2 separate regions of the Homo sapiens genome follow, and region 1 is linked to region 2. The links are chromatin loops, found by intact Hi-C in ENCODE. Cell type or tissue: gastrocnemius medialis. All regions are shown on one strand. Links, peaks and the distances in the headings refer to the core of each region. The heading gives the core; the rest is flanking DNA. Region 1 has its middle 20 kb from the start of MIR613. Region 2 overlaps BORCS5 (BLOC-1 related complex subunit 5).

Evidence for each region. A loop is a pair of places that touch in the nucleus more often than their neighbours do. Peaks named below come from ENCODE experiments on the same cell type or tissue, not always from the same donor. Only the 100,000 strongest peaks of a DNase experiment are listed, where the experiment ranks them.
Region 1: it touches region 2 in a loop (4-fold over the local background); 2 of 110 quality-filtered maps call a loop at or near these places.

What each region holds. Positions count from the first base shown.
Region 1 is chr12:12,737,507-12,751,461 of GRCh38, forward strand. It overlaps a transcript of APOLD1 not described here. Among named protein-coding and RNA genes, the nearest start is that of MIR613, 20 kb to the right of the region's middle. In gastrocnemius medialis, for the core only: no CTCF peak of the experiment used is centred there; no DNase peak of the experiment used is centred there; H3K27ac peaks cover 1,487 bases.
Region 2 is chr12:12,383,493-12,399,732 of GRCh38, forward strand. The region is part of intron 2 of BORCS5 (BLOC-1 related complex subunit 5); the gene reads left to right. Among named protein-coding and RNA genes, the nearest start is that of BORCS5, 35 kb to the left of the region's middle. In gastrocnemius medialis, for the core only: no CTCF peak of the experiment used is centred there; no DNase peak of the experiment used is centred there.

The sequences.
Region 1 (13,955 bases), core at 1,644-9,643, 350 kb after region 2:
TAATAGCTTTACATATGAGCCCCTGCCAAACTGAGACCTGAAATAATTCCTGCATCTTACCTTCTCTGTTTCCTTTCCCCTTTTTTGCCTCCACCTCTCCTCCTCCCCTTCTCCAGTAAAACAAAATAAAACAAATCTACACTCAAGAGAGAGTACTGATAGAAAGTGAGAAGGAGGGAGCTGGGCGCTTATCTTTGGCATATCCTCAGCTGAGGATCCAAGCTGGGGGGCCCAGGGTTGGTGTTAACTACCTGAGTAGAGCTGTAGTTCCTACTGATGTCTTCCGTGGGATTTGTTCAACCGTGGGAATGTGGCTGCACGATAGTGGAGCAAGATTCAGTGAATGCTTCAGAATATGGAGGGTCGTTATCTAGGGGGAGGAAGGGGACTGAATGTTCTCTTGAGACCTTTTGTTGGCAACAACAATAATGAGTGCCTACTATGTGCCAGGCCCTGGACTAAGTACCTTAAATACCTTAATTCTGTTTCCTGCTTTTCTTCTCTCTTCACAGTCTTAAGAATGTCTTTCTATGAGAAAAACATTGAATATATGTAAAGAACTTACAACAAGGCCTGCATAAAGTAGTAGCTATGCATGTGTTCACTATTTTATTATTATGTTTTTACTCTGGAATATGCTGCCACTCCTACACATGAGGAGAGGCTCTCCCCATACTCACCAGAGCAAGCAAGTCCTTTTTTTTTTTTTTTTTTTTAAGACACATGGAGTCTTGCTCTATTGCCCAGGCTGCAGTGCAGTGGCATGATCATGGCTCACTGCAGCCTCGACCTCTTGGGCTCAGGCAGTCCTCCTGCCTCAGCCTCCTGAGTAGCTGGGACTGCAGGTGTATGCCACCACACCTGGCTAATTTTAAATTTTTTAGAGATGGGGTCTCACTATGTTGCCCTGGCTGGTCTTGAACTCCTTTGCTCAAGCAGTCCTCCCAACTTAGCCTCCCAAATCATTGGGATGAGAAGCATGAACCACTGTGCCTGGTTAATTACATAGATATTTACATATCTACTATCTTAAAACGGTGTCCTTTTAAGAATTTCAAATGATGCTTTATAGTTTCTAATATGGTGCACTGGGTATACTGTTGATATTTAAAGTTTTGTGAATGATAAATTTCCCTACTTCAGTAGTGCCATAGAATTAATTGATTCTTGTATCTGAAATTTAATGAGTGCTTATGAAGTATGCTGGACTGTGCTAGGTTCTGACAGCATTTGAAAAGAAGTTTGACATCTGCCTGTCTGTCCCCTTTTGGCTGCCTATGAGGTGTGTAAGATGGCTGCAATTTGAGGAGGCATCCTTTGTTCCTGAGGATAGAAGGTGCATTGTGGAGTAGAAAGATACAGGAACTATAGGCGATGCCACACCAACTCTGTGCCACTTATCTCCAGAATTCCTGTACAGAAAAGAAAAGTACACTTTTATCTTGTTTAAGCCACTATGATTTCTGGGCTCTGTTACTAGCTGCCAAATGCAAATCTTAACAGATACAGAAGTCCTTGAGGATTTTTGAGCAAGGAACTGACTGTAAAACTGGTGGCTCTGCAAGGGACAGATTTGGGGAGGGGGGTGTTCTGGAGAATCCTAAGAGATAAAGTTGGCTTGGTAGGTGGGGACAGATAGTAGGGGAGACTGAATGCGGAGAATACACATCTTGCACAGGTCACTGAATTTTGTTTCTTTTTCCCAGGACACCTCTGCTAAACTCCTATTTTTACCGTGGTTATTTAAATATGTGGTTATTGAGGAATTTGTATTCTGCTATCGTCAAGTGGCCTGAAAGCCAGGGAGATCGAGAAGATGAGTGTTCTTTGTGCTTTAAAAAGAAGCAGGCAAAAGCTGGAACGGGAAAGAGTATCAGTGTTACAGTGAAGTGAAGTTACTATGTTTTCTGAACTCCTGCAAGCATTTTCAAGGAAAGGAATGTTTGTTACAGGTGATTGTCTAATCAAGATACATTTGAAATGTATCCTTTACTGGATAGCAACTGTAAACAATATTTAAAAAATATATCTCAGAGTGACTTGCAGAGTAAAGATAATTTCATATGCTAAAATTTCTAAAAGGAGAAAAACCTTTTTTATTAACTTTAATGTTCATATAATCACATTGAGTAATGGCTATTTTTTTCCTAGTGAACTTTTCATTTTAGGTTGGGCAGGTAATTTTATACCTTTAATTACATGGGTCTTAAAAATATGATCCTATAGCCATAACTGAATATTATAAGCTTGGGTACTTTATGTTTCATCTTTCATTAAGGAGTATATTTCTCAGATCCTACCAGATCCTACTTTTTTTTTTTTTTTTTTGAGACAGAGTCTCACTCTGTCACCTAGGCTGGAGTGCAGTGGTGCTATCTTGGCTTACTGTAACCTCTGCCTCCCAGGTTCAAGCAGTTCTCCAGCCTCAGCCTCCTGTGTAGCTGGGACTACAGGTGTGCACTGCCACATCCGGCTAATTTTTTTTTTTTTTTTGGGATGGAGACTCACTCTGTTGCCCAGGCCAGAGTACAGTGGTGTGATCTCAGGTCACTGCAACCTCTGCCTCCCAGGTTCAAGCGATTCTCCTGCATCAGCCTCCTGAGTAGTTGGGACTACAGGTGCGTGCCACTACGCCTGGCTAATTTTTTGTATGTTTAGTAGAGATGGGGTTTCACCGTGTTAGCCAGGATGGTCTTGATCTCCTGACCTCGTGATCCGCCTGCCTCAGCCTCCCAAAGTGCTGGGATTACAGGTGTGAGCCACCACACCCAGCCTAATTTTTGTATTTTTAGCAGAGACGGGGTTTCACCATATTGGCCAGGCTGGTCTTGAACTCCTGACCTCAGGTGATCTGCTGGCCTTGGCCTCCCAAGGTGCTGGGATTACAGGCATGAGCCACTGTACCCGGCCCTCAGATCTTATTTTCTATGGACACCCTACTTTGCTTCAGCCCTGAGGTCCCAGCTGCCCCATTCAACATTTTTACCTTCCTTTTCTGCATTGTCCTAACCTTTAGGAAATCTGAACCCCAGTAGTTGACTGTCTTCTGAACTAGGTGAACCTAATATCCCAATCTCTCTGTTTCCCTAAAAATGGGTTGGCAATTCTAAAGTTCCTTTCAAACCTGGTTGGACAGATAATTATAAGCCTTAATGCAATGACAAATTTCAAGGTCCCTCCAGGCAGTGACTTTCAGCCTTCCCTCTACACATGGAAAGGAATGTGCCCAGTATTACCTGAAAATTCTTACTAGGTTTTGCCTCAAAACGTAATATTTGGAATCTTTTTTTATAATTTTCCCACTACAGACTGGAGACAATCCATATATTACTATTAAAATTGAGTTGCGGCTGGGCACGGTGGCTCACGCCTGTAATCCCAGCACTTTGGGAGGCTGAGGCAGGAGGCTATTCAGTATTACCTGGAAATCAGAATGCCAATTACTCAATAACCATGTATTTAAATAGCCATGATGAAACAGGAATTTAGCAGAGGTTACCTGGGAAAAAAACAAACCCATTAATTATGTCTCTCAAAGTCCTTGTACCTTTTGTAACTTTTTTGTACCTCTTACCAAGAAAAAAAAAATTGTATCTCCCTACCTTTCCCTCCCCATTTGGAAAAAGTACCCTAGAATGCAAGAGACTGAACATCAGGTTGTAACCTGGACTATCTGTTGCAAACTGTCATACTTTTTTTACGAACTTGAAACATTTTAGAGATAGGGTCTTGCTCTGTCGCCCTGGCTGGAGGGCAGTGGCACCATCATAGGTCACTACAGTCTCAAACTCCTGGGCTCAAGTGATCCTCCCATTTCAGCCTCCTGAGTAGCTGAGGCTACAGGCATGTGCCACCACACCCAGCTAATTTAGAACATTTTTCTTTTTTTGTAGAGACAAGGTATTGTTATGTTGTCTAGGCTGGTCTTGAACTCCTGACCTCAAGCAGTACTCCTGCCTCAGCCTCCCAAAGTGCTGAATTACAGGCATGAGCCATTGTGCCCGGCCCCAACCCAGTTTTTATTGCAACGTGGATTGTCTACAGTTTATAGTGTGAAAAAGTATAAAAAATGATTCCCAATTTTAGGTTTTGAGTTATAGCTCCCTGAAGTTCCTGGGTTGCATTTTGCTACAGTCTGCACACAAGAAAAACAAAACAAAACAAGACACACAGTCTGATACGCAGAGAGATGTTCTCTCTGTACAGTTATATAATAACAATAGCTAACATTTGTGGAGCACTCAGTGTGTGCTAAGCCACTCATCTACATTGTTTCCTTTAATCCTGAGATTAAATAAATTCTGAGAAGTAGCTGTAATGATAAGGAAACTGAGCCTTGGAGCTGTAGCTCAACATCACACAAGGCAGCTGAGTCTGGGCTCAAATTCAGGCCTTGGGGCTGTCCTGTCATTCTTATAAATAATCTCAACAGGAAGAAGGCCAGCAGGCTCAGTGTGACACTCGATCCTAAATTATTCTCTTTCACTTTCTGCCCGATTAAAAGACCATATGGTAATTAAATATTTCTGGCCAGCAATGTCTTGCCATTTATTGAAAAATAATACCACAATATCTCTAATAATTGTTTCATTAAAAACAAGAACAGAGCCCCAGCTATGTCCGGAATGGCTCTAAGAACATCTTTCTACTTCTCTGCACCTTAGTCTCTCCTGAGGCAAGATGGAAAGAACAAAATTACGAGGTTGCTTTGGCAAAAAAAAAGGAACAATGGATATTACTTTATTAGGACTAGGAGCCACTTTTTATGGCAGGTTGCAACTGTCAAAGGACATTTTAGGGTCGAGAAGCCCCCTTGCAAAGGACAAAAGATGTCCATGGTAAGAAAAGCACGGAAGGCCCAAGGGAAAAGTTTTAAAATGAGCTTTGCCTCTAAGCCTCCTTTGATGCTCACCTCCATATCGATTCAGGCATTTCTCAAAGGCCACCTTCTTCCAAGGTAGATAAGAGGGCCCTGGTCGGCCGGGCACGGTGGCTCACGCCTGTAATCCCAGCACTTTGGGAGGCCGAGGTGGGTGGATCACAAGGTCAGGAGTTCAAGACCAGCCTGGCCAAGATGGTGAAACCCTATCTCTACTAAAAATTCAAAAATTAGCTGGGTGTGGTGGCAGGTGCCTGTGATCCCAGCTACTCAGGAGGCTGAGGCAGAGAATTGCTTGAACCTGGGAGGCGGAGGTTCCAGTGAGCTGAGATCGCGCCACTGCACTCCAGCCTGGGCGACAGAGCAAGACTCCATCTAAAAAAAAAAAAAAAGGCCCTGGTCAGGGTCTCACTCTGTCACCCAGGCTGGAGTGCAGTGGCATGATCTCGGCTTACTGCAGCCTTGACATCCAGGGCTCAAATGATCCTCTCACGTCAGCCTTCTGAGTAGCTGGAACTACAGGCATGTGACACCACCCTGGCTAATTTTTTGTAGAGATAAGGTTTTGGCATGCTGCCCTGGTCTCAAACTCTTGGGCTCAAGTGATCCTCCCGCCTTGGCCTCCCAAAGTGTTGGGATTACAGGCGTGAGCCACCGCGCCCCGCCATGGTCAAAAGCTTTATCTTCGTTAATCTTGGTTGAGCTGGTTTCCCACTTCCTATATCATTTGCCTGAAAGGGGAGACCCAGCTTACTTTGGAGGTAGGTGTAGGTAGATAAGAGCCAAGTGTTGTTTGCTAATGTATTGAGTGAGGGATCTCATTAAAAGGTCATTTTATTTGTGCAATCAAAGAACTCCTTTGGAGCCCAGTATGGTGTCACACACTTGTATTCCTAGCTACTAACGAGGCTGAGATGGAGAATCTCTTGAGCCCAGTCAATCACTGATGCCAGCGTGGGCAACATAGTGAGACCCCATCTTTAAAAAAAAAAACAGGTGTGATTAATGTTAAGCACCTTGAGATGAGGAGAGCGGTTTGGATTATCCAGGTGAGCCCAATCTAACAAAATAAATCCTTAAAAGCAAAAGCAGAGGGCCTTTCCATCTGTGGTCAGAGGAATAGGTGACTATGGAAGAGTGGTTGCTCCCTTTCCCTTGTCCCTGCTTTGTTTTCTCCACAGCACTTCTCACTCTGTGGGAGGCACAAGAATGCCCCCCTCCAAAGAGATACACATCCTAATCCCCAGAGCCTATTAATATGGTATGTTATATGGCAAAGGGGGGATTAAGGTTGCAAATGGAATTGTTTGCTGATTTGCTGACTATAAAATTGGGAGAGTATCTTGGATTATCCAGGTGGACCCAATGTAATCACAAGGGTCCTGAATCTTGGAAGAGGAAAGCAGAAGAGGGATTCAGAGTGGTGTGACGTGAGGGCTTAGCTTGCTGTTGCTGGCTTCGAGGATGGAGGAAAGGGGCTAGGAGCCCAGGAATGCAGCAGCCTCCAGAAGCTGGAAGAGGCAAGGTAAAGGATTCTCCCCCAGAGCCTCCAGAAACAAATGCAGCCTTGCTGGCACCTTGCTTTTAGCCCAGTGAGACCCATGTTAGACTTCTAGCACACAGTACTGCAAGATATTAAATTGATGATGGCTGGGCGTGGTGGCTCATGCCTGTAATCCCAACACTTTGGGAGGCTGAGGCTGGTGGATCACTTGAGGTCAGGAGTTTGAGACCAGCCTGGGGAACATAGCAAGACTGCGTTTCTACTAATAAAAAATTAGCAAGGAACGGTGTGCACCTGTAGTCCCAGCTACTCGGGAGGCTGAGGCAGGAGGATCACTTGAGCCTAGGAGATCAAGGCTGCAGTGAGCTATGATGGCACCACTGTACTCCAGCCTGGGCAATAGAGCCAGACCCTGCTTAAAAAAAAAAAAAAAAAATGGCTGGCTGTGGTGGCTCAGGTCTGTAATCCCAGCACTGTGGGCGGCTGAGGTGGGCAGATCACCTGAGGTCAGGAGTTCGAGACCAGCCTGGCTAACATGGTGAAACCCCATCTCTACTAAAATTACAAAAATTAACTGGGCCTGGTGGTGCACACCTGTAATCCCAGCTACTCAGGAGGCTGAGGCAGGAGAATCGCTTGAACCTGGGAGGCGGAGGTTGCAGTGAACAGAGATCGCACCACTGCACTCCATATCAAAAAACAAAGAACTGCTTGGTTTCTGATTTCTCAGCTCTCAACTCTAGGCAGGTGATTTATTTGTCCACTTAAGAGATGGGAATTGGACACTGCCGCTGGGATCAGTTCTGATCCTGACTATAAATTTCCGGGGTGCTCTGCCTTAGAACTTGGTTTATTGCCTATTAAGCTGCTTTCCTGTTGCCTGTGCTCAGTGTCTGTCTGGCTCCTGGCCTCCTCTTGCCAGGTGATTTGGCCTCATTCTGAACCTGTTTTATGTAGAGTGTCTGTCTGCCCGACTTCATGGGGCAGATCACAGAACAAGATCCCTGTGCCACGATCTGCTTTCCCTTCACCAAATATCACTATGAACTTGTGCCTACCTGGATCCCATACTTGCTTCACCCTGACAAAGCTTTTTCTTCTCTCTACTTCTGGCCTGCTTTGAATTTATTGTTTTATGCCTGTGTGTTAGAGGGAAAAATGTATTAAAATAATGTACTGGCAATACCTCCCTTCCTGTCTAAAAAAAGTGAATGCTTTGTGTACTCATCTCCCTAGAGGGCCTTTGTTGAATTAAGCAGGGTGATTGGCTGTGAGGAGAATTAAAAGGCAGAGAGAAGACCAAATTGCTCTACCCAACACAAAATGAGGAGATATTTGAAAGAGAATTTTACAAGGAGAAGACTGAAGAAGGCCGGGCGAGGTGGCACACGCCTGTAATCCCAGTACTTTGGGAAGTTGAGGCGGGTGGATCACCTGAGGTCAGGAGTTCGTGACCAGCCTGGCCACTAAACTCTACTAAAAATACAAAAACTAGCTGGGCCTGGTGGCAGGTGCTTGTAATCCTAGCTACTCTGGAGGCTGAGGCTGGAGAATCGGTTGAATCAGGGAGGTGGAAGTTGCGGTGGGCCAATATCGTGCCACTGCGCTCCAGCCTATGCAATAGAGCGAGACTGTCTCAGAAAAGAAAAGACTGAAGAGAAGAGGAAGGAGACATAAGTGAGCTGTACAATTTTTGAGCAAAGAAAGAAACCCAAAGAATATTTTAATGGAAAGCTTCCTATATTGCGTGTAGTGTAACATTCTCTTTGCCTCTCTAAGCATCCAGTACACGTTGAATTTGTGGTAGATTAGGTGTATTAAGTGCTGAGATTGGCCTCAAGGCAAGGGCAGGATGACTCAGAATAGCACAAATAGTTTCAGGTGGGAAGGGGGAGGAAAAAGGGAAGCAAAAGGCAAGGAAAATGCCAAGTGGTCTTGCCTACAGCAGATCTTTCAGCCCGCATGCTTGCTCTGTACTTGGAATTCTCTAGAAAGGTTGCAAGAAGAAGCTGCACTCCAGAGTAGTCTGAGAAAGGGATCAGGAAGAGGGCATTTATCTGCCAGCTCCCTCCTGTCTCCATTTTTTGTGGCTGAGGTTCACACTACTTAGCAGAGCTAAATCCCCTGAATGCCATGTGGTGTCATCTGGCAGCTCCGTGATCACTCAGGAAATTAATTTTACGCCTTGCAGTGTGGCTATTTCATCCGAGTCTGGAAGTGAGGAGTGACCAAGAGAGAACAAAAGGAAGGGTGGTGGGAATCCAAGAAGGCTTAAAACGTATGTCTCTGTAGTTGAGAAAAGGTTTTACTTAAATCCTGTTCCAGGCCGGGTGCAGTGGCTCACGCCTGTAATCCCAGCACTTCGGGAAGCCGAGGCGGGTGGGTCACCTGAGGTCAGGAGTTCGAGACCAACCTGGCCAACATGGTGAAACCCTGTCTCTACATAAAATACAAACATTAGCTGCGTGTGGTGGCAGATGCCTGTAATCCCAGCTACTCAGGAGGCTGAGGCAGGAGAATCGCTTGAACCTGGGAGACGGAGGTTGCAGTGAGCCGAGATCGCACCACTGCACTCCAGCCTGGGCAACAAGAGTGAAACTCCATCTCAAATAAATAAATAAATAAATACATAAATACATACATACATATTGCTCCAAATGGTGAACATGTGCATGACTACGTGTATGAACTCTGATGTCTTCATAAAGAATTTTAAAAAACTATTGGAAAACATGGGAAAACATGCTCTAATTTTTTTTAAATTTCATATTCAGGGAGGTACATGCACAGGTTGTACATGGGTATATTGCATGATGCTGAGGCTTGGGTTTCTGGATGATCCTATTGCCCAAGTAGTGAACGTAGTACCTGATAGGTAGCTTTTCAGCCCTTCTCTCTTCTTCTTCCCCCTTCCCTCCTTCTGGAGTGCCCAGTGTCTATTCTTATTTTTATGTCTGTGTGTACCCAATGTTTAGCACTCGCTTATAAGTGAGAATATGTGGCATTTGGTTTTCTGTTCCTGCGTTAATTTGCTTAGGTTAATGGTCCCCAGCTACACCAATGTTGCTGCAAATGACATGATTTCATTCTTTTTTATGGCTGCATATTCTCTAATGTTAATTGATAATGCCAGATAAATCTTCAGACTTCTAGATTATAATCATGGAACCAGGTAGCGACTTCCGCCTTACTTTTTAAGTTATTTAATTACCCATGTAATAATACATATATATTTTTTTCTAGAGACAGTCTCGCTTTGTCACCCAGGCTGGAGTGCAGTGGTGCCATTATAGCTCACTGTAGCTTCGAATTCTTGGACTCAAGCAATCCTCCCACATCGGCCTCCTAAAGCACTGGGATTACTGTGTGAACTACCGTGTCTAGCCCACGTCTCTTACTAGTTAAAAAAACAAAAAACAAAACCTGTCATTCCAGGTGAAGGGAGTTGCTTTAGTGTAACACCTGGCTTTTCTCTGCCTTTTCCTAACTCTGCTCCTGAGCTGTGATTTAATTGGCAAATTTGGGGAAAATAAAGTGAGCATGCTCAGCTTATCCTGTCCACTTTCCCCTTTGGAATCCAGCCAGCATGAGGCCTGCTGTAGGGGCAGGCTGACACTCTGGTCGCCAGGGAGGCAAGTCTACTTTGGACCAGAACTGCTAGATCTCATTCCGCAGCTTGGTATTGGGAAGCTCTTCTGACTCTCAGATTTAAACTGCATCCTGCAACCCAGTCCTATCAGGAATAAACTAATAATTTGATCCTCTCCCTCCATTCCTTTATCTTATTTCTTAGTTGGCTGTAAAATTTAAAAAGGAGGAGGGGTGCTTTTTATTGGGCCCTTCTTGCAACATTTGGTTCATTGGCTAAAAAATTGAAATGTAAGAAAAAAGGAAGGAGCACAATTAGGGAGAAGCAAGTGAACACACATGGAGTGATTGAGGCTTCTGGAGTGGTGAGGGATTGGCCTTGGCGCTGGGTCTTGTTCTTGGTATGTGTGCCGGACATGTTAATCTTGGCAGTTTGTATAGGCTTATATTGGGCTAGGTAGGTTTTTGTGGTGGTGCATTAGTGCTTAAAAGCCATGGCCTGGGGAAAACTTTGGAAAAGTCATTCAGAGGCTGTAGCAGGGCCTTGACAAGGGCATGGGGCTGTCAGAGGGCCTAAGTGGGGACTGGCAGGCTGAAGAGCGTTAATAAGCAGTCACAGCTGATGCAAGGATTCAATTATAGGAGGAAAGAAACAATCTTTTCATATACTATCCTTTTAGATATTAAGAGAGTGAAAAAAATATCTGCTGTTTTTAAACCATGGAGCAGCTGGGTTCTCTATGGACCACGGAGCATTAGTGAGAGATTGGCTTCCAATGTGTTAGCACGAGGTAATGTAAACAAACAGTCCAAGTTTTAATTCCTCTTTTATGTTGTTTTGCACTATCCTTAAGGGCAAGAGAGGGCAAGGTGGAGGGGCTAAGTTTGACTTCATGTGGCTCAAGAATCAGTCCCTCTACTTGTTCTCAAGGTTGCTAGAAACTGGTTGCTTAGATTTTCTCTTTCTTTCTTAGCATGATAAAGTATCAAACAATATTTTTTTGTGAATTTTTAAAACCGATACATAATGCTTGTGGATATTTCTGGGATGCATGTGATATTTTGATACATGCATACAATGTGTGATGATCAGCACCACCTCAAACACTTATCATTTTTTTGGGAACATTCCAAATCTTTCTTCTAGCTATTTTGAAATATATAATTATGGGTTTTTTTTTTTAGGCCTAAGGAATTCCACAGAAAAAGATAATGGGAAAAGCCACTGTGGCACAGGAAAAAAATGTTTACTTGGTATTGTGGGAGCCCTCTTACTAGGCAGAAGTTCACTTCCATTGCAGCACTGCAGTGCAGGCACCTAAAGATCAAAGGGGACGTGGAAATATAAAGGCTTTGAATATCTGGGTAAGAAAGAACAGCTCCTCTCAAATAAGATGTGATGACTGAAGATATTGCCATTTCATATTTCTAAACTTTACAAGAAGGCAGCATCCTCTCAAATACTCTGAGACAGGAGAAAGTACTCAGAGGGGGATCTTCCCAGATGTGGTAAGTGTGAGGTGCACAGTGCTGAAATTAACCTGTGACCAGGAGATTTCTACTAACTGGGTTTAAATTCACAGGCCATGGGGTCTGTACTCTTGGCATTGATCAAGTGGCATTTTGGTGAGGCTGCAGTCTCTGCAACAGTCTTTGGGCACCCAAAGCACTGATTCTGGGTATGCGATTCTGCTTGAGCTACCTGCTAGGAATTGGCTTATTTTATGAAGATGGCTGGGATAGAGCCAGTGCTATGATCATTTTACATGTTCTGTTAAATCTATAGATTCTTTAGAAAAAAGTACATCCCAGACTAGGCTGATATTGAGGCAGGAGAATAGGGTCTGGAAACAGGGAACCTAAGGTCATTTCACGCTAACTTTCTAGAACTAAATTTAAAGAAAAACCCTAACATTCCACGCCTAAGTAACAAAAGGACCAGAGGCTACTCCCTTTGCAAACCCCCACCTTTTCTGCCCAGCAGATGGGCAATTGGCTGTCAGCAACCAATCAGACTGATTGCAGGCAGAGTCTTAGTTTCCATAGAAGTGCAACTTTGTAACTTCACCTTAACCTCTGATTGGTTGCTTTTTGCAGCCAATTAGTTGTTTGCACAGGAGTGTGACGTTGGTAACTTCAGCCTCTAATTGGTGGCTTTCCGCCACCAATCAGAGCAACTGCGGACCACCACTTTATTTACATGAGGTGACCACCAAGTGGCCCATGGGAAACCTGTAGGGGGTATTTGGACCCAACAGAATTCTGTAACCCGGGTTTTTGAGCCGCTGCTCAGGCCGCTCCCACACTGTGGAGTGTACTTTCGTTTTCAATAAATCCCTGCTTTCATTCTTTAGTTGCTTCATTCTTTCTTTGTTTTGCTGGGCATTTTGTCCAATTATTTGTTCAAAACGCCAAGAACTTGGACAACTTGCAGTCAAGACCCTCTACTAGTAACAATATTATCATTATTTTTTGACTTGGAGGCCCTGAAGGAAATGCCCCCATTCCAATGAAATACAGCTTAAGCTGTACTTGTCAAAAGATCCCTGACTGTACCCCCACACTGAAATCCCTTCCGGTAGAGACAAAGCATAATAAGAAATTGGGAAAGATGGCCGGGCGCGGTGGCTCACGCCTGTAATCCCAGCATTTTGCGAGGCCGAGGCGGGCGGATCACCTGAGGTTGGGAGTTCGAGACCGGCCTGACCAACATGGAGAAACCCTGTCTCTACTAAAAATACAAAATTAACTGGGTGTGGTGGCACATGGCAGTAATCCCAGCTACCTGGGAGGCTGAGGCAGGAGAATCGCTTGAACCCGGGAGACGGAGGTTGCAGTGAACCAAGATCGGGCCATTGCATTTCAGCCTGGTCAACAAGAGTGAGACTCTGTCTCAAAAAAAAAAAAAAAAAAAAAAGGAAATTGGGGAAGATACATTTTGGACTTCTTTGAATTTTAACCCACACATGTAAGATAATTTTATTTTGAACTTCACTTTCTTTTATCTTTAATGTCTCATGATTTTGACTTATAAGGAGATGGATTTCATTTCTTGGACATTAATTTCTCCCTAGAAACTTGATAAAGGGAGGAGATTTATGTTAAAGTATATTTTTTCTCAATATTATTGGTATTTTCTTATTGAGTTTTTTTTGCGCATATTATTGGAGTGTAGTATACTTTTGTCATGTAATCTCATTGTTGATCCTCTGATATGTGGACAGTATGGATAAACATAATAAAAATTAGTAATAGAAAAATGGAGTTAAGCCTTGGATACAGAATGTCACTGAACCTTTTTTTTTTGTTTGTTTTGAGACAGGGTCTTACTCTGTCACCCAGGCTGGAGTGCAATGGCGTGATCACAGTTCACTGCAGCCTTGACCTCCTGGGCTGAAGCGATCCTCCCACCTCAGCCTCGCAAGTAGCTGGGACTATAGGCATGGGCTACTGCACCTGGCTAATTTTTTTTTTTTTTTTGGTTGTCTTTTGGTAGAGATGGGATTTCACCATGTTGCCCCAGCTGTTGTTGAACTCCTGGGCTCAAGCAATCCACTTGCCTTAGCCTCCCAAATTGTCAGGATCACAGGTGTGAGCCACCACGCCTGGCCCCTGAAATATTAATGTGTTATAGTGAACTATTTTGGAACCTTATGTGAGCAAAATCGCCATTGCCTACCAGGGTTCCTGGAAAGGTACAAAGTAGGGTGGTATGAGAGGGAAGGGTAACGTCATGAAGGTGGGGCAAGGATGGTCCTCACAGGCTGTCAAGATGCTGTCTGGAGGATGTCAGCCACACCTCTGGCTGGCATAGGCTGAATGGTTAAACCAATGTCTTAAGAGAAAAAACATCGAGAGAATATTAGTGGGAAATGATTCTTTTTTGTTTTGAGACAGAGTCTTGCTCTGTTAACCCAAGCTAGAGTGCAGTGGTGTAAATGTGGCTCACTACAACTTCTACCTCCCGAGCTCAAGGGATCCTCT
Region 2 (16,240 bases), core at 5,016-13,015:
CCCCAACCGTTGTCACTTCCTTTTACCCTGAAAAGACTTTTGTTAGTATTTAATGTTACAAATTCACTAGCAGATTTTCTCAGTTTTTGTTTATCTAGGAATGTCTTTGTCTTTTTTTTTTTTGAGGGATAAATTTGATTGAAATGGAATTTTTGGTTGACAATTTTTTTCCCCCAGCACTTTATATATGCCATTCTACTCTCTTCTAGCCTCCATTGTTTCAGACGAGTTGCTTTTCTCTTGCTCATTTCAGGATTTTTTTTTCCTTTAGCTTTCCATAGTTTGTGATAAGTCCAAGTTTTGATCTCTTTGTATTTATCCTACTTGGGGCCTTTGAGCTTCTTGAATGTGTGGATTAATATTTTTCATCAGATTTGGTAAGTTTGTCTCTTCTTTCCTTCTGGGATTTCCATTATGCATGTGTTGGCATGTTTGTTGTTGTTGCACAGATCTCTAAGGCACTGTTTTATTTTCTTTAATCTTTTCTCTTTGTTCTTTAGATAATTTCTATTTTCAGGTTCACTGATTCTTTTTCCTGCCATCCCCAAATTGCTATTGAGTTGCCCCAGTGAATTTTTCATTTCCATTATTATACTTTTCAACTCCAAGATTTCTGTTTGGTTTCTTATTTTTAAAAATTTTATGTATGTATGTATTTGTTTGTTTGTTTTGTAGAGACAAAGTCTCATTATGTTGCCCGGCTGGTCTCAAACTCCTGGGCTCAAGCAATGTGCTGACCTTGGCCTCCCAAAGTGCTGGGATTACAGGTGTGAGCCACCGTGCCTGGCCTGCTTTTTAAAATATATATATAATTTCTGTCTCCTTATAGGGAATCTGAATTTGTAGATTCATTGTTATATTTTTCTTTCTTTTATTATGATTTTCTGTAGTTCTGTGAGCTTATAATTGCTTTGAAATTTTTGTCTGCTGTATCTAGTATCTTCAATACTCAGAGGCAATTTCTATTGACTGCATTTTTTTCTTGAGTACGAGTCACACTCCTGTTTCTTTGTAGGTCTTATAATTTTTTTGTTAAGAACTGGGCATTTTAGATAATATAGCAGCTGTGGATTCTGATCCTCCCAAATTGCTGTTGTTACTTTTTTGTCTGTTCATTGCTCTTTGTTTAGTAACATGTTTGTCAAACCTGTGAAATCTTTTTCCTGTGGTTTGTGGCCATTAATGTCTCTACTTTTCCACCCCACACCCTCCTTTTTAAAAGACGACAATCACTTTATTATCTCTCAGATTTCTGTGGGTCAGGGATTCTGGAAGGGCTCAGCTGGGCAGTTCTGACTTTGTTATGCAGCTGCAGTCAGTTGGTGGCTGGAGCTGAAATAACAGGGGCTGGAGCAGCTGGGGGCCGTCTGGGCAGCTCTCTTTATTTGTGTAGTCTCAGGTCCTCTCCATGTGTCTGCTTGCTTTTTAAACTTGCTTATATCTTTACATCTGCTTTCCTAGGGGTTGTCCATATGTCTGCATGGGTTAATAGTCAGTTATTGATCAGAGGTTGTACTTAACCACCTTGATCAGGAAGGCTTCTGTCATCTGTAAATGGCTCTGCGTGGCAGGGTAGCACATTCAAAGTTCAGGCCATTTTCAAATCTTATCTTTTGTTCACTGCTGAACCCTTTCACCTCTCCCCTTGGAATACACACACCCTCAGTGTCAGCTAGGAGCACGTGACTGGTTGCACCCTTTCAGGTCTCTGCTGCAAATGCATACAGCCTTAGCTAGGAGTAAGCTTGCCCTGACCACGACCACAACCTCGTGTTAGTATAGCTTTTGGCACTTTCCACTTGCCCATCTCTGAGATAGTCAATTCTACTGATGACACCGCTGGATGTGGATGCTACCTATTGTTCCAAATAAGTCAGCAGCCGCTTCCTGCTAAAGCAGGAAAGCTTCCTGTTCTCATTACCTGTCCCATTCTGGTACAACATCTGCTTCAACTGAGGCAGGAAGGTTGGGAGAAGCCTCACATCTCAATGACACAGATTCTCACTATTTTTACCCAAGTTCTTTTTTTTTTTTTGAGATGGAGTCACACTCTGTCACTCAGGCTAGAGTGCGGTGGCACAATCTCGGCTCACTGCAACCTCCAACTCCCAGGTTTAAGCGATTCTTCTGCCTCAGCCTCTGAAGTAGCTGGGACTGCAGGAGCACACCACCATGCCTGGCTAATTTTTGTATTTTTAGTAGAGACGGGGTTTCACCATATTGGCTAGGCTGTTCTCAAACTCCTGACCTCGTGATCCGCCTGCCTCGGCCTCCCCAAGTGTTGGGATTACAGGCGTGAGCCGCCACACTTGGCCAAGTTCATTCATTTTTAAGGCATAAATGCTTCTCAAATTTTTATATGCCATTGGTTGATTTTCCAAACCTCAAAATGGTTTGAATTATGTTTGAATGGTATGAATTATGTTCAGCTTTATAGTTACCTTTTGCAGAGAGGATATGTTGATCTCCTCATTTGGATTTATCAAGAAGTCCCACTTGTCTGTCCATGTGGTTTTTTTTTTTTTGGAGATGGAGTCTCACTCTGTCGCCCAGGTTGGAGTGCAGTGGCGCAGTCTTGGCTCACTGCAACCTCTGCCTCCTGAGTTCAAGCGATTCTCGTACCTCAGTCTCTTGAGTAGCTGCAATTACAGGTGTGTGCCACCATGCCTGGCTAATTTTTGTATTTTTAGTAGAGACAGCATTTCGCCACGTTGGCTAGGCTGGTCATGGACTCCTTGCCTCAAGTGATCCACCTGCCTCGGCCTCCCAAAGTGCTGGGATTACAGGTGTGAGCCACTGTGCCTGGCCCCCCATTTGCTTTTAATCTAGCTTTTAAAGTAGCCAGCATATAGTTGTCTTGCTGTTTTATATATGTTGAAAATCTGTCTTTTTAATGATATCTTTAACACTCTTAGATTTAGTGTAATTTCAGTGTGGTGGGGTTAAAGTCCACTGTTGCTATTTTTTTTTTTTTTATTTGTTCTAGTTCGTTCTCTTTTTTTGAGACAAAGTCTTGCTTTTTCTCCCAGGCTCTAGTGCAGTGTTATGATCTTGGCTCACTGCAACCTCTACCTCCTGGGTTCAAGCAATTCTCCTACTCCTACCTCAGCCTCCTGAGTAGCTGGACTACAGGCACGTGCTAGTTTTTTGTATTTTTCATAGAGACAGGGCTCCACTATGTTGGCCAGGCTGGTCTCGAACTCCTGACCTCAAGTGATCCACCTGCCTCGGCCTCCCAAAGTGCTGGGATTACAGGTGCCAGCCACCGTGCCCGGCCTTTGCTCCTGTTCTTTATTCCTTCCTCCCTGCCCACCCATACCTTTTTCTGTCTGCTTTAGGATTGAGTCTTTTTATGTTCCAATATTTATCTGCACTGTTGGGTTATTATTTTTATGTATGAATATATGTATTTTTTTTCTAGAGTGCAGTGGCACAATCATAGCTCACTGTAACCTTGAACTCCTGGGCTCAAGTGATCCTCTAGCCTCAGCCTCCTGAATAGCTAAGACTACAGGCATGTACCACCATGCCCAGCTAATTAAAAAAAATACTTTTTTTAGAAATGTGGTCTTATTGTGTTGTTAAGACTGGTCTCAAACACCTGGCCTCAAGTCATCCTCTTGCCTCAGCCCCCTGAGTAGTTGGGATTGCAGGTTTGAGCTCTCATGCCTAGCAAGATTCATTATGTGGTTGTATCAATAGTTTGTTCCTTTTATTGTTTCCTTCTTATGGATATACCATAGACTGTCTATCCATTTGCCAGCTGAAGGAATCGGGGTTGTTTCCAGTATTTGGTGATTATAAGTAAAGCCAACATAAGTTTTGTGGCAGTTACAATATATGACAGAATTGCTTCCCAAAGGATTTAATAAACTAATTCATAGTAAAAACAATACTATCTGAGCATTTCCATTTCATAATATCCTCTTCAACACTGGGCATTACTTAAGGATTTGTTTTCTCCAAAATGGAAGTATCTTTTATTCTGATCATGAAAGTAACACGTGCTCATGATTTTATGTCACTCAGCCCTCTGATCCGAAACCTAAATATACTCCATTTTGTCTCTTTTGTTAGAGCATGACCCCCAGAATTGGCATAGTGTTCCAGGTGTGGATTGGATCCAGTGTCTTTTCTGCATGATATATTCCTTTTAATACAGCCCAAGTTTAAGTAGCTTTTTTGGCAGCCACATGCACTTGAGTCATATCGAATCATCTAAAACTCTAAAGTGTTTTTCACATGTGCTGACATTAAGCCACACCTCCCCCATCCTGTATTTCTGCAGATAGTTTTTGGACCTTCAGTGAAAGACTCACATTCATCCACAGTTCAGTGTCACATGTAGCCTCAGTTTCTAGCTTGTTGAAGCCTTTTTTGAATCCCCACGATTAACACACCATGAGGGGCCTCACTCAAGTCATTAAAGAATGTTTAACACGACAGAACCTAGGTCAGAGATCCAGGGAAAAGCTCATCACAGTCAACAGACACAGAACTCTTTCTGTTAAGAATACTTTTTTATTTTCCAGTTTCTAGTTGGTATTTTTGTGGGAAGTAAATTGCTATCTCATATGCGATTAGTGAGAACTAACATTTGTGATTATTATATTAATTGAGACTCTTTTTGGTATCTGATTATCAGTACCATGCTTATTATGTATATCATTAATGCAGTTTTTATTGTGGTATTTTATCACCACAAACTGTATTTATTACTAGTCTATACTTATTTAAAACATTGAAGTGTTTTTCCTGAGACTTTAAACCACATCCTAAGACCACACTTCCCAAACATATGGTAGCAGTGACCAGAGACATAAAAATCACACCATTGATGAGAGAGTAATGATTCTAAGACCTGCCCCAAACCTCAAATAGGATAGCAATGTCATGGCTGCTCCTAATTTAGATGGGACGAAATCAACAAAAAGGAACTGCTGGCCGAGGATAGTTAATATTCAAAAGCAAAAGAAATGTATCTGTAAATAAGGAAGATAAATCTCATTATAATATCCACTGCTTTTTTTTGGATGTGGTCTTCCAGCAGTAGTAGATAAGTATATTATTAATGAAACAATTGTGTTAGTGTTCCATAATTATACAAAAAGGGAAAATAGGACAAGGCATGAATAATTAATGAAAGGAAACCAGACTCTTAAGTGGGGTGGGGGGGACATATAAGAAAAGGTAACAGCCATCTGTGAGTCTGGTCTGAGGACCAGAGGATGGCTGACATTTTTGGGGCCAGATAGACTATCTTTCTGCTGTTCTTCTCCTTTCCTGGCAATATACTGGAAGAGATTGAAACAGAACATCAAGGCAACCCCACACATGAGATGGAAATTTAAAAAATGTTCCAGATATGAGCATAACTCCCTAAGCCATTCTTTTAGCAATGGTTGAAGCCAGTCCTCTGACTTGCAGTAAGTTCTCGCAAGAGGCTACAGTTCCGAGGCCTATTTATTTTGGCCTCATTTTTATCCCTACTTTTACTTTGGTGACATTCCTTGAGTCTCACTCATTCCAGCATAGGGACAGGACACAGGTTGTTGAGGCAAATACTATGGGTTCATATAGAAAGTACCAGATATTAACTATCTCTGGCCAGAGTTTTTCCCCTAGGTCCTTACAAGTAAGTACTTTTTTTTTTTTTTTTTTTGAGACGCATTTTCATTCTTGTCGCCCAGGCTGGAGGGCAATGGTGCGATCTCGGCTTACTGCAAACTTTGCCTCCCAGGTTCAAGGGATTCTCCTGCCTCAGCCTCCCAAGTAGCTGGGATTACAGGCGCCCACCACCACGCCTGGCTAATTTTTATATTTTTAGTAGAGACCAGGTTTCTCCATGTTGGCTAGGCTGGTCTCGAACTCTTGACCTTAGGTGATCCACCCGCCTTGGCCTCCCAAAGTGCTGGGATTACAGGTGTGAGCCACCACTCCCAGCCAAATAAATATATTTTTAATGCACATTTACAATTCTAATTAGTTTTATATACCTCTGCCAGTATCTTTTAAGCCCAACTGAAGTTATGTGATTCCTCTGCAGAATTGGTTGCTCCATCCTGCCTACAACCAATTCTGATGCAGGTATGAGCTCCTCAGCTTGAGGTGAAGATCTCAAGCAGCCTTTATCTTAAAAAATTTATTTCGTTTTATGTATTTATTTTTTGAGACAGAGTCTCGCTCTGTCGCCCAGGCTGGAGTGCGGTGGCATGATCTTGGCTCACTGCAAGCTCTGCCTTTCGGGTTCAAGTGATTCTCATGCCACAGTCACCCGAGTAGCAGGGATTACAGGCACATGCCGCCACACCCAGCTAATTTTTGTATTTTTAGTAGAGACAGGGTTTTGCCATGTTGGCCAGGCTTATCTTGAACTCTTGACCTCAAGTGATCTTCCTGTCTCGGCCTCCCAAAGGGCTGGGATTACAGCCATGAGGCACTGCGCCTGGCCTCAAGCAGTCTTTAAATCTTCATTTCCCACTGTGTGCTTTGTATTGAGCTCCAGGCCAAATCGGACTGTTTTCTTTGCTTTCCCACCTCTAAACTTTGCCCATGCCCTTCTATCTGATAAAAAGCCATCTTTTCCACATAGGCCTGCTAAAATCTTTTCATTCCTTTAATGATTCCTTTTTAGATTCCTTTAATCTATCATTCCTTCAAGATTTTGCTTGTTCATTTGTTCAGCAAATATTTGAGGGCTGCTATGTGTTAGGCACTGTTCTAGGAGGTGAGGGTATAGCCAAATACACAATCTCTGCTTTCAAAGAGCTTACATTCTAATAGTTCATCCCACTAGAAGGCAAGTTTGTCTTAGACCATCTCCTTCATTATCTTTTTTACCTTTCCTAAATTGATACAATCTTTACATAGATCATGATGAGGAAGGAGGTAATATATTTGAAGTGACCACTGTGGCCAAGCACAGAACATTGCAAAATGCTTTAATTTTAAAAGCATGTGTCCTAAATGTAGAAGGAAGGATAACTAGAAATACAGAAAGTTATGGTCAGAAAGCCGGGGGTGGTGGCATGTACTTGTAATTACAGCTACTTGGGAGGCTGAGGCAGGAGGATCACCTGAGGCCAGGAATTTGAGACCAGCCTGGTCAACATAGCAAGACCTTATCTCCTTTTTTTTTTTTGACCTTATCTCAATAAGGTGGATGCACCTGTAGCCTCAGCTACTTGGGAGGCTGAGGCATCAGGATTGCTTGAGCCCAAGAGTTCCAGGCTGCAGTGAGCTATGACTGCACCACTGCACAGCAGCCTGGGTGACAGAGCAAGACCCTGTCTCTTAAAAAAAAAAAAATTATGGTCAAAGCAAAAGCAGTAATAAGTAGGATGACCTTAGATGATCCACCTTCCTTGGCCTCCCAAAGTGCTAGGAGTACAGGCATAAGCCACCACGCCCGGCCTAAACTGCCATTTTTAATGAATTGTAAAGAACAGAAGAGGTACCAGAAGCTTAGAAATAGAAAAAAGTACACGTTAAAAGGGGAGGCGGGTAATTGAACGAGGGGCCATGATTTCAAAATTTCCATCCATTGGTTCCAACTCTGTGCCTTCAGCGCTTGTTCTCTTTTAAAGTATTGATAGACTACTATTGTGCATCCAGTCAGTCTTGTTTTGTCACACTAAAAATTTCAAGATAAGTCCATAACAGGAGCATAAGTAAGATACTGCAAGGTTCTGACCTTGGCCTCAACCTTACTCAAGATCATATCACTTAGCTTGGTTCCTGCCATACTTAGCAAAGGACCCTATACATGCTAGATACTTATTGAAGATTTGTGGACTGGACTTAAATAAAGAGGTAGAGGCATATCAATCACATTGGTAGGTGGTAAAGTGTTGGACAGAATATCTGACACAATGGATGACAGAATCAAGGGTCAAAATGACCTTTTTTTTTGAGACAGAGTCTAGCTCTGTCACCTAGGCTGGAGTGCAGTGGCATGATCTCGGCTCACTTCAACCTCCACCACCTGAGTTCAAACCATTCTCCTGCCTCAGTCTCCCAAGTCGCTGGGACTACAGGTGCACGCCACCATGCCCGGCTAATTTTTTTGTATTTTTAGTAGAGACAGGGTTTCACCATGTTGGCCAGGCTGGTCTCGAACTCCTGACCTCAAATGATGCGCCCGCCTTGGCCTCCGAAAGTGCTGGGATTGCAGACGTGAGCCACCACGCCTGGCACAAAATGATCTTAACAGACTGAAAAGATGGTCTGAAACCACAATGACATTTAAAAGCAATACAGCTGGGTGCAGTGGCTCATGCCTGTAATCTCAGCACTTTGGGAGGCCAAGGTGGGCAGATCGCTTGAGCTCAGGAGTTCAAGACCAGCCTGGCCGACATGGTGAAACCCCGTCACTAAAAAAAAAAAAAAAAAAAACGCTAAAAATTTAGGCAGGCATGGGGGTTTGCTCCTGTAGTCCCAGCTACTCAGGAGGTTGAGGCATGAGAATCACTTGAACCCAGGAGGCAGAGGTTGCAGTGAGCCAAGATTGCACCACAGCACTCCAGCCTGGGCAATGGAGTGAGACTTCATTTCAAAAAAAAAAAAAAAAAAAAATAGAGACAAAGCTAAAATGGTGCAGCTCTAAGTCCAACGATCATAATTGTTTAAGTTAAAGGGATTTCTGCACACAGCAATTATTTGTTGAGTCCCCAATATGTAACAAATACACACTACTCAAATAAATTAATCCTCCCAATAACCTTCTGAGGTAGAGGTATTAGTGTCCCTTTTAGAGATGAGGAAAATGTGATCCAAAGAGGTTAGGTGACTTGACCAAGATCCTAAGGCCAATATACGACGTTTTCGATCTCTGAATTATCTCCAAAGTCTGTGCTTTTTCCTATCATGCCACACTGCCCCTCTGCACTCTCATGAATTGCAGGAATTTATTCCAAGTTACAAAGAATCATTCCAGTTCTGCTTAAACATTTCTAGTAATTAAGATAGTTTAATACTATGCAAGGCAGCAAAAAGGTTACAGACATAGACTTTTGAGAACAGTCAGATCCAGATTAAGAACAGCTGCTCAGCCACTTCTTAGCTGCACAACACTGGACAAATCCTTATCTCTAAACAACAGTATCCTTATCTATAAATTGAGACTAAAAAGTACCCACATGACAAGGATGCTGTGAGAATTAAATGTGAGACGCTGTCTGAAAAGTGCTTAGCTCACTGTGTGACGTATTGCAATTGCCCAATAAAAATTACCATTCAAATTATTATAGAAAGTTCTTTTTATCAAACCAAACTCTACCTCCCAATAATTTCTGTCCACTGATCTCAGTTCTGATCACTGGGACTTTATAAAATTAGATCAAATCCTGTATCTATTTGGCACCCATGTAATATTAGAAGAGGGTTATATTCTGAGTCGTCTCTTCTGCAAACCAAAACTGTAATCTGCTTCAAATCTCCTTCATAAAAAAAGGTCGGCCAGGTGTGGTGGCTCATGCCTATAATGCAATGCCAGCACTTTAGGAGGCTGAGGTGGGCGGACTGCTTGAGCCCAAGAGTTCAAGACCAGCCTGGACAATATGGCAAAACTCCGTCTCTACAAAAAATACAAAAAAATTAGACCAGCACAGTGGTGCATGCCTGTAGTCCCAGCTACTTGGGAGGCTGGGGCGGGAGGATCCTTGAGCTCAGGAGGCAGAGGTTGCAGTGAGCCGAGATTGTGCTGCTGCACTCCAGCCTGGGTGACAGAGTGAGACCTTATCTCCAAAAAATAATAATAAGACAAGGTTTCTGGACAATGACTTCTATCACTCAACTCAGGATGTACCCTAGTTTAAAAATCTCTTCTTAAACATGACACCCAGAATACTCTCGCAGGTGTACAGTAACCATTGCCAGGTGCCTGGGACTACTGCTTCCACTTTCTGAACTTGAGATCAAAAAAGCCCCCACTGAATTGCTGTTGAGCCAGTTTTCCCACACCCTATCCTTATACAACTGGTTATTTTTCATCTAAATGCAGGACTTTACAGGTACTGCTTTTAAGTGTTTTTGTTTTTTGTTTTTTCAGATAGGGTCTCACTCTGTCACTCAGGCTGGAATGCAGTGGCATGATCTTGGCTCACTGCAACCTCTGCCTCCTGGGTTCAAGTGATTCTCGTGCCTCAACCTCCTGAGTAGCTGGGACTACAGGAGCACACCACCATGCCTGCCTAAATTTTGTATTTTTAGTAGAGGCGGGGTTTCACCATGTTGGCCAGGCTGTTCTTGAACTCCTGACTTCAGGTAGATCTGCCCGCCTTGGCCTTCCAAAGTGCTGGGATTATAGGTGTGAGCCATCGCGCCCGGCCTTTGTCTCTATTTTTGAACATTAGAATTACATTATCTCTCATATAATACATGCTAATATACCAATTAGAACAGAAGTTTTGATTGCTAGACTTGATTTTGTTTACAATTTGGTACAGATCAGGTGTGTATGTTTACTTTTTATGGTTTTTCTTTCATTCCCCTTGCTGATAGCAAGTAGCAGCTACTGTCAGCTTGGAAACCAAAATAAAATCAATAGCCCTCGGCCGGGTGCGGTGGCTCATGCCTGTAATTCCAGCACTTTGGGAGGCTGAGGTGGGTGGATCACTTGAGGTCAGGAGTTCTAGACTACACTGGCCAACATGGTGAAACCCTGTCTCTACTAAAAATACAAAAATGAGCCTGGTATGGTAGTGCACACCTGTAATCCCAGCTACTCGGGAGGCTGAGGCAGGAGAATCACTTGAACCCAGGAGGCAGAGGTTGCAGTGAGCTGAGATCATGCCACTGCACCCCAGCTTGGGTGACAGATTGAGACTCTATCTCAAAAAACAAACAAACAAAAGACAAACCAATAGGCCTCTGAGGCAGTCTGAAGGGCTTCCTGTTATTAAAATACACAGGAATTAATACATGGGATTTAACTATTTTGGTGACCTGTAGGCCATTTTTGGTTTTCCCTGTTTCTTGGCTGTTCAGGGAGTTGGAATTATTAAATAAGTAAGATATAACTGGATGTCACATAATTTTTGCCGCCCTTTAAAAAAAAAAAATTTAAAGAGACAGAGTACGTTGCCTGGGCTGAACTCAAACTCCTGGGCTCAAGTGTCTGCCTTGGCCTCCTGAGTAGCTGGGACTACAGATGTATTCCATCTTGCCAGGCTGATTTTTGCTCCTGAGGATTACAATCTAGTATAGAAAACAAACCTCATGGTTGACTTAAAGTGTAGGATTTTACAAGCATAGTGTTCATTTAGTAGTGTATAATGGTATCATACCTTCTGTGTGGAGTGCCTGTTTCCCATGTGCCAAGTGCTACACTGGTTGTACTTCATACAGGACCTTTGCAAGTCTTCAAAAACAATCCTATGAGGGAAATATTAACATCATCCACATATAGATAATGCTGAGCTACAGAGAGGTTAGACAACTTGCTCATCTTCCAAAAAGATTTAAACTCAGGTCTGTCATAGTCCAAAGGCCGGATGGTTTTTACCACAGGGGAAGAGGTGGACCATAGTCATAGGAAACAACTGTATATAGAGAGGAATGATTAATTGAGCTGAACCTAAAAGGACAGGTGGGGTTTTGGTGTGATGTGTTAGGTTGGGTTGGGAAGGTGGATGAAGGAGTTCTGGGCTGGCAAGAGAGTCTGAGCAAAGTGGGTCTGAATATCCTGCATTGAGGAGATGGGGTGGTGGCAGAGTGATCACTCTGTGACCAAAGAGAAGGCTGCAATTTGAGAGGGAGTAAGAGGATGAGACAATTATTATTATTATTATTATTTTGAGAAAGAGTCTCTCTCTGTCACCCAGGCTGGAGTGCAGTGGTGTGATCTCTGCCACTGCAGCCTCCGCTTCCCAGGTTCAAATGATTCTCTTGTCTCAGCCTCCCAAGTAGCTGGGAATACAGGTGCGTACCACCACACCCAGCTAATTTTTTTTTTTTTTTTTTTTTTTGTATTTTTAGTAGAGATGGGGTTTCACCATGTTGGCCAGGCTGATCTCGAACTCCCGACCTCAAGTGATCCACCTGCCTTGGCCTCCCAGCGTGCCGGGATTACAGGGGTGAGCTACCATGCCCGGCAAGGTGGGAAAATTAGGTTAGGGCCAGATTTGGAGGCTCCTAAAGGATAGGGAAAGGAATTTGAAGTTGATGCCATAAGAACGTGATTGTAGTTTTGTTTGTTGCAGTAGGGAGCAGGGTATTAACATGTTGACAGCTGCGCTTTTTGAATGAATTGGTATGACAGTGGCCAAAGATGGACAATGCAGTTAGGAGATTGTTGTAGTTTCCTAGTGATGAGCTGATGAAAGCCTGGGCTGGGGTGGGGATAGTGGAAGGAGGAGCAAACTTGAGAGGCATTTTCAAGGAAGAAATGACAGGATTTGGCAAATTGGGTGCCAGGAATAAAAAGACGGGGAAATAGCCATAGGGTTGCTTGATTGAGGGAGCAGAATAATGGCAGAATGGGGAAGGGAGATTAATTTTGTTTGTTTGTTTGTTTCTTTTGGAGATGGAGTCTGGCTCTGTTGCCCAGGCTGGAGTGCAGTGGCACCATCTCGGCTCACTCCGCCCCCTGGGTTCAAGCGATTCTCCTGCCTCAGCCTCCCGTGTAGCTGAGATTACAGGCCCACATTACCACGCCCAGCTAATTTTTGTATTTTTAGTAGAGATGGGTTTCATCATGTTGGCCAGGCTGGTTTCAAACTCCTGACCTCAAGTGATCTGCCCGCCTCGGCCTCCCGAAGTGCTAGGATTACAGGTGTGAGCAACCGTGCCCAGTGGGAGATTAATTTTGAATTTTGGCCTTGTGGCCTTGCAAAACCACAACTAGTAGGAGCCGTTTCACTGATGCATACTCAATGCTCCCTAGCCTAGCATCCGCACAATGCCTTTTCTGGCCATGGCGGAGAGCACTTCAAAAGGAGGCCCTGCGGAGGGTGGGGTGGGTAGAGGAGCATGGTAGGGAATGGGAGGGGCAGGTGTCTTCCAAAGTTTGCAGTTCTCCTAACTTGTTTTGCCCTAGGTCCGCTGAATGCAGTATTACAGTCATGGCAAATGTCACCGTACTGATGTGCTTAACATAGATGTAATGTTTTCTAGAGGGTACGCTAAAACTCTTGGAGGGAGTGGGGGGTGGGGGTTATAAATCTTTATGTTATTTTTCTGTTAATGTCAAGGAACAGTTCATCCTTCTGGGTCTGTATGTTTAAACTGAGAGTGAATATTAATAGGAATTTACGGTACTCATGTTGGAAATTGCTACCCTCATTTAGAAACCATTAACCTTTATGTTAATAAAATAATGTTTTTAAATGAGCATATGAAATCTGTGTTGAACAGCTGCGGTCTTTCCGGAACACTAACTTAAAAAATGCTCAGCATACTTTTTGAAAATCAAAAGCATGTGGGTGGGATGAAGTCACCTGAGCAATTTTCTATAATTACAACTTTCAAGGCCTTTTCCTTTGTCTTTTTCCAGCTAACCTAAAATACACATGCACGCATGTGCACCCTCACACAGACAGCAGCACAAACCTGTGATTTTCTTCTTTCTCTCTATGGACTTTTTGGCCTTGTTTTTGTTAAATAGTTGCAGTTCCCTAGGAGGATATGTGTTGTCTTGTTCCTTCTCTAGTTTATTTGAAACCTTATATCTTTGAGAACTTTGGAACTCCCCAGAACAGGCTAGATGTCCACCTAGACTCCCAAGCTTTGAATGCCCTGTCCTAAAGTATTTCTAGGTGCGTTGGATCTAAACTGATTCCCCTAGGGTGACAGTGGAAACCCCAAAATGCCGACATCCTAGAGAATGACCAGGAACATGCTCAAGTTGTTACACAGTTTTTTGTACGTGCTGAGGTTCCTCAGTGCCATCCTGGTCAGCCAGTACTGGAATGTGACAGAACTGGCATTTGTGCCCAGGAACAGCCTACGCTGGGAATTCGCTTCTGCATTCTGATAATTAAGTCTGCTGTGCTGCTAATATTGTTCCCTGAAGGAAGGAGAGCTAGGGAATAATATCATTCCCACTTGTACCTTTTAATTAACAGAGGAGTGGAATGGAAAGAGTTTTAAAGAAGACTTTGATGAGAGAAGATCGGTACCTGACATAGTCTGGTAATTCCATCATTGTCGAACACATTTTAAGAATACCACCGCCAGTTTTTTCAGTGAGCTAACTGAAAATAATTCTAAACTTTGGCTTATTTTATGTGTAGAATAAAATTATTGATTTTCCAAGAGCATTCATTAAGAAGTGCCTTGCTAAGAAGTGTTAAGCGTGAAGTAGTGTAATATGTCTGTCCTACTATTTTAGGGGTCACTCCTTCTTCATCTTCCTCTTCTCTTTCCTCTAAGTAACCAAAGCTCTTCACCTAGAATGGAATTTGGGGCTTACATTTTCCTTACTATCATATAGCTGTTTCTTGTTACCGAAAGCAGAGAGAGCTTTTTCAGGGAGGTTAAAATTATCGTTATCTTGTTATAGTGTTATTTTTTCCTTCTTAGTAAGTTAGGAGCAATGCTTTGTCTTCCTGAAGCTGTCTGAAAAGATGCTTGTATACATGTGTATAGCGCTTTGGGTCATAGAAATTAGGTGTTATGTCATCTGTTTCAGAAGATGCACTAATGCATCAAAAACAAGTGACAGGGAAAACAATGCAGTGAGTAATCTTGTTGCCTCAAAACTGAGCAAACGTTTTGGGAGAGCAAGTTCTTGCGGGACATCACTAAATAAGAATGAGTTGATGTCACACTTGGCAAGAAGCAACTCTTTAAAATTTTTTTTTTCCATACAAATAGTACAACATGACTGGGAGGAGGGATTGTGGGCAAAGGGTAAAGAATTATGGAGGGAAAATGAGCAGGAGAAGGAATGTGAGAATGAGCTGCTTGCTACAAAAATAATTAATATGTAATCAAAGCCATGTTTGTTTTGTCAGGAAAAATCTGAGTCAGAACATGAGCTGATGAAGGGGAGAGATGTTTACCATGTCCTCCCCCACACCCTCAGAGGGCCGTTGTGTGCAGATCCCTGCGGAGGGTTGTGTAACCATCTTGACTCATTTTCAGGGAAGAATGGCCCCTGTAGCTCTTTTGGCTCAATATAATGCTGCATCAAGGATGAGTGAAGAAGTCTCTGGAATACAGTGCTATCAAACTCAAAATATGGTCATTTTAATGAGAATTTCCAAACACTAGGAGGCAATACTGTGCAGACCTTGTGCCACCACCTGCCTCCCCCTTCCCAGATATCTGTGCGATATTGGGAATTCAGGCAGCCCAATCGATAGCTGATTTTACCTTTTCCTACAAGGCAGAAAATGTCAAGATTAGCCAACTATTTATTGAAATTAGTTGGAGTTATCTGGCTACATGAGTGTCTGTGGTCCAGTGTATCATAATAAGAGTGGGAGAGACGGTTGGGGTGCTACTGGCATCTTGGGTGGGCCAGCCTTTATTGTGTGTCACTGCCGTGTATTGGCAATTTTTGTCCCTGCCCACTGAATTGCCAGTGGTGCCCCAGTCTCTGCGATGGCCAGGAGAGGCCTTCCTTCTTCCAGATTACCTCTGTGTGTTTCAGGGGGGCTAAAACAGTATGTGTTTTACAGTATTACTAAGCAGCACAGTTTTCTTTGTTGTTCCTTAGCATAAAGATCTTGGAAAGTTTTAAGAAGTTGTGTGTTTATACTGTAGCATAGGTTTCATTCAACCTATCACTCCTATTCACTCCTCAGAGTGAATTTCAGGGAAAAACAACAGTATTGGGGGAAAAAGTTTGGAAAAATTGGATGGAGGGAAGGAAAAAAAAAGGTGAATTGCAAAAGGGTTTCTTACGTAGCCCACTATTGTTCCCCAAATCAACACTCACTCTCCAGCTCTTTGGGTGGTTGCTCTGCATTTTCAAGAGGCAGCCTGGGGTGGAGGTCAGGGTTGCAGGTAAGGTAGAGGGGAAATAAGAGAGGACAGGGAAGAGGCAGGCATGAATAAAAGATTTGGATTGGAATATAAAGATGGAATACAATGGAGATAATGAAAGACCATAACAAAGAAACAGGAGATTTTACATGGCATTGTTAAGCTTACAATGTTGGCATTTTGGGGACAATTCTGAGTACCACAGATCTAGAACTTCTAAAAGAAAAACCCTCTGAGATAATTACAGCAGTTAAAGACCTTCACATACATGTTGAATTAATAGTATTTAATGTCCCTTTGTAGGTTTCAA